Regions from separate parts of the Homo sapiens genome. Here region 2 is linked to region 1. Evidence: read pairs that join two places in POLR2A ChIA-PET (ENCODE). Cell type or tissue: MCF 10A. All regions are shown on one strand.

What was found. ChIA-PET counts read pairs that join two places held together with the same protein. Peaks named below come from ENCODE experiments on the same cell type or tissue, not always from the same donor. Only the 100,000 strongest peaks of a DNase experiment are listed, where the experiment ranks them.
Region 2: POLR2A ChIA-PET joins it to region 1 with 5 read pairs; 10 of 35 experiments call an interaction of 5 or more read pairs at or near these places.

What each region holds. Positions count from the first base shown.
Region 1 is chr3:48,708,279-48,710,778 of GRCh38, reverse strand. All of the region lies in intron 1 of IP6K2 (inositol hexakisphosphate kinase 2), which reads left to right. Among named protein-coding and RNA genes, the nearest start is that of IP6K2, 7.7 kb to the left of the region's middle. In MCF 10A, no CTCF peak of the experiment used is centred here; DNase peaks (open chromatin) are centred at 1,548 and 1,998.
Region 2 is chr3:48,761,958-48,764,457 of GRCh38, reverse strand. The region is part of intron 8 of PRKAR2A (protein kinase cAMP-dependent type II regulatory subunit alpha); the gene reads left to right. Among named protein-coding and RNA genes, the nearest start is that of IP6K2, 46 kb to the right of the region's middle. RefSeq lists a silencer at 335-535. In MCF 10A, no CTCF peak of the experiment used is centred here; no DNase peak of the experiment used is centred here.

The DNA of each region.
Region 1 (2,500 bases):
AATTAGCCGGGCGTGGTGGTGGCCACCTGTAGTCCCAGCTGCTCGGAAGGCTGAGGCAAGAGAATGGCGTGAACCCGGGAGGCAGAGCTTGCAGTGAGCCGAGATCCCGCCACTGCACTCCAGCCTGGGCGACAGAGTGAGACTCCGTCTCAAAAAAAAAACTAAACTAATGAACATGAACAGCAGGACTGGGGCAGGTGAGGCCTGGGAAAGGTAAGGGACAGGACCCCTAGGATGATTTATCTCACGCTCAAAGACCGTTTTTACTTTGGAAAATAACTTAAGCTCCTTGTAATGAGCGAGAGAAGAGTAAGATGTTAAAACTGGAAGTACCTTGTTGACCTTCACTGCTGGTCCTGAAATGCAATCTTATTTTTACTTTTTTTAGAGACAGGGTCTCACTCTGTCACCCAGGCTAGAGTGCAGTGGCACAATCTCATAGCTCACAGTAACCTCAACCTTCTGGGCTAAAGTGATCCTCCTGCCTCAGCCTTCTGAGTAGCTAGGACTACAGGCGCATGCCACCAAGCCTGGCTAATTTTTAAAACATTTTTTGTGAAGACAGGGTCTCACTGTGTTGCCCAGGCTGGTCTCAAACTTCTGAGCTCTAGCAATCCTCCCGCCTCAGCTTCCCAAACTGCTGAGATTATAGGTGTGAGCCTCCGTGCCTGGCCTCAAATGCGTGCGATCTTGATTGACTGAATCCACTGCTTTCCTCACAAACTGGGTGATTCTGAAGAGATCAGTGTGACCTTTGCTTTGGAACTGTGAATGCAATTGAACTTGATTTCTGTAACAAAAATTTTAAAATATTTTTCTGGATCTTATTTTGGAGAGCTAACTCAGGACTTCTGAAGCATAATTGGCAGGTGTCTCTTTATTAGGACATAGTGCTGTGACTGGTGCAGTCTTTTTTTTTTAATTAATTAATTTTTTTTTTTTGAGATGGAGTCTCGCTCTCTTGCCCAGGCTGGAGTGCAGTGGTGCGATCTCGGCTCACTGCAAGCTCCGCCTCCTAGGTTCAAGTGATTCTCCTGCCTCAGCCTCCCCAGTAGCTGAGACTACAGGCACCTGCCACCACGCCCGGCTAATTTTTTTATTTTTAGTAGAGACGGGGTTTCACCATGTTAGCCAGGATGGTCTCGATCTCCTGACCTCGTGATCTGCCTGCCTTGGCCTCCCAAAGTGCTGGGATTACAGGCGTGAGCCACCGCGCCCAGCCTGACTGGTGTAGTCTTAAGACTTTTCTCAGAATCGTATCTCATTTTTTTCTGGGCTGGTCTGGAAGAACACTGACTGCACTCAGGCCAAGTGGGTTGGGTGATACAAGCTGCCAGATTGCTGCCACGAACCTGGAGTAGTTTGCAGACCCTTGCGAGGAGTATTTGTCTAAGCGAGATGTTGAAAGGACCCAGAGGAAATTGTCAGAGTTCCCTTGGTCGCAGGAACTAGTGCTGCATAGGGTACACTTTTGTTCCTGCTCCAGCAAATGCAGCACTCAGGTGCTTGCCTGGGCAGGTCCGGGATGCCCTGCCTCTGTGGCTGCCCATTGGGACTGAATCACTGTTGGCATCCCTTATTTCAGAGGATGAATTCATGTGTCATTTGGGTTTGGCAGTGAGCTAAGAGCTAAATGGGGTAAACATTGCCCACTGGCAGGAAACATATAATCTTGTCTGAAGCTAATGGACCGTTACTTTTTTGGTTGTTTGAGACAGTGTCTCGCTCTGTCACCGGGCTGGAGTATGGTGGTACAATCTCTGCTCACTATAACCTTGAGCTTTGCAGCCTCAAGTGATCCCTCCACCTCTGCCTCCCGAGTAGCTGGGACAACAGGCATGTACCACCACACCTGGCTGGTTATTTTTTGTAGAGACAAGGTCTCACTATTTTGCCAGGATTGTTCTCAAACTCCTGGGCTCAAACAGTCATCCTGCCTTGGCCTCCAAAGTGCTAGGATTACACGTGTGTGAGCCACCACACGGGCCCTATGGAACCATTACTTATTGGCATATGAAAGAACCATGACTCAAGGATTGCAAAAATCCCTCATAGATTGAGACCTGTAAGCAATTTTGGCTTTAGTCTGAGAGAGTTGCTTCTCTGTGTTCCTGTTGAGTTAGTTTCTTACAATGTGGTGGGAGACTGGAGACTGAGAATTGTTCTTGAAAAAGGGGTAACTGGCTTTTACAACAGAACTGAAAATTCCTGGTATGTGTATAGAATACATTCAGCTATTTGTAAGAAAATTTGGCCAGTTGACTCATGCCTTGTAATCCTAGCACTTGGAGAGACTAAGGCGGAAGGATCACTTGAGGCCAGGAGTTTGAGGCCAGCCTGGGCAACATAGTGAGCCCCCATCTCAAAATAAAGTTTGATATATTGATAAAGGGGACATATGAGACCTTAGAATCAATCATTGTTTTAGCGAGAAGCTTTTAAAATTGCTTAAATTCTTTATAATTCTAGCAGGTTATTCTGATAAACATATTTCTTTTTT
Region 2 (2,500 bases), 54 kb before region 1:
TCATTTTCTTTTGACCTTAAGTAAGTTTCATCCATTGCTATTAGAACCTGGGGAAGGTTAAAGAGTTCTGTCCTCTAACTTTCTATATTTGACACAAAGGCATCCTTTTGGCTAATCTAACACAAATCAGAGTTCACAGTCTTCAGTGATTAACCAAATTTGTAAGATGTAAAGATTACTAAACAGTGGGCTAGATCATTGTAATGAGTACTGTCTGATAATTTTCTTTGTCCGCTGTGTTTGTATTTTTAATTAAACATAAATAGTATTGGACTTTTCCAGGTATAAGCTTATCTGCCTATGGTTCTGGCTCAAGAGCACGGAGAAGATACATGGTTGGTCTAGGTTGGGTGATATGCTTATCCTAGAACCCAGTACTGAGACTACGAGGAGGAAAGGCTCAGATTGGTCAGGTGTGGGTCCTGTGGGTGGAGTTGGCCCCACTAGAACACAAGGACTAATCAGACTTACCATAAAAGGGGAGAAAAAAGCTCCCTTGGAAGAGATAAAGGACTAACAAAAATATGATGTCTACTCTGAGTCACATCTCTAAATGTATTTGTTTTCTAGGAGCCGTTACTATTAATAATTCTTTTAATTAGAAATTGGAATATTCTATAAACATTTATTAAGATAGGTAGGACCAGATATGATAAGCACTATAATGAAGGAGAGTATGAACGACAGTGAGAACATAGAAATGGAAGTAATACATATGGTTTCATTGAGGAAATGCCATTTGAGATGGGCTTAAAAAACAAGTGCAATTTCAATGTTTGGGATCAGGGAAAGGTCCTTCAGAGCAAGAAAACAATATTAGCAAAGGCCAGTGGTGTGAGCTGTGTTTCAGAGCAGGTATCCTGGTATGGTAAGAATGTAGTGCTGAGATTCAGAAATGGGAGATGTTAACTGGCCACATTTGCTTCTGAACCTAAGGTGCTTTAAGTAACATTCAAAGGACCTTCAAGTCATCCTGAAGGTTCTAGGCCTGTCTCATACTGGGTTTTCAGGAAGTATGTCAGGAGATGTGAGAAGTCAATAGTGTTTTCTTCATGGTCTGTGCTCTTGAAGATAGAGTGCTATCTATCTTCAAGGTAGATAGGTAGTGGTACAGAATGGACATTAATTAAGATGATATTAAAAGGGGCTTATTGTAGGTCCCTTTTGTCAATGTCTCTCACTGGACCAAGGCTTCTCAAAGTGAGGTCCCAGGACCAGCAGCAATCAGCATCATCTGAGGATGTTAGAATTGTTAGGAATGCAAGTTCTGGAGCCCCCCACCAGACCTGCTGAATCAGAAACTACATTTTATGTTGTTTCATTTGTTTTGATCAGCTTTGTTACAGTGTATTTTACATACAATAAAATTACTAAGTTTAAGTGTACAAATCGGAAGAGTTTTGTAACCATCCCCAAGTGGTATTTCCATCACCCATACAGTTCCTTGTTTTGTATTTGCAGTCAGTACCCTCCCCCACACTCACATTCCTGGAAACCATTGATGTTTTCTGTCACTGTAGAAATTCCTTTCTACAATTTAGTATAAATGAAATCATGTAATGTATAGTCTCTGTGTCTGGCTTCTTTCTCTTAGCATAATATTTTTGAGATTTATTCGTGTTGTATGTATCAGTAGATCGTTCCTTTTTATTGCTAATAATATTTCATTGTACAAATGTAATTTTTTTTTCTTTTTGAGACGGAGTTTTCCTCTTGTTGCCCAGGCTGGAGTGCAATGGCGCAATCTCAGCTCACCATAACCTCCACCTCCCAGGTTCAAGCTATTCTCTTGCCTCAGCCTCCCATTACTTTTTCTTTTTAATGAGATACAGTCTTGCCCTGTTGCCCAAGCTGGAGTACAGTGGCATAATCTCAGCTCACTGCAACCTCTGCCTCCCAGGTTCAAGCGATTCTTGTGCCTCAGCCTCCCGAGTAGCTGGGACCAGAGGCACGTGTCACTCTGCCCAGCTAATTTTGTGCATGTGTGTGTTTTTTTAGTAGAAATGGGATTTCACCATGTTGGCCAGGCTGGCCTCCTTAGTAAATACTTAAGAGTGCAATTGCTAAATTATATTTTAACTTCATAACAAACTGTTTCTTAAAATGGCTGTACTGTCTTGTATTCCTACCAGCCATGTATGAAAATTCCAGTTTCTCTGCATTCTCACCAATAAATAGTATTTACAGCCTTTTTTAAAAAAATTACAGTCAGGGTCTTGCTATATTGCCCAGCCTGGTCTCGAACTCCTGAGCTCAAGCCATCTGCCCGCCTTGGCCTTCTAAGTGCTGGGATTATAGGTGTGCACCTCCGCACCTGGCCTTCATTTTCTTAATGGTATCTTTTGAAGAGAAAATGGTTTTAATTTTGACAAGTCCAGTTTATCATCTTTTCTTCTTTGTAGTTGTGTACTTTTGCTGCTGTATTTTAGGAAATCTTTGCAAAATCAATAATATGTTCTCCTAAGTTTACTTCTAAGACCAGCACTATTCAATAGAAATA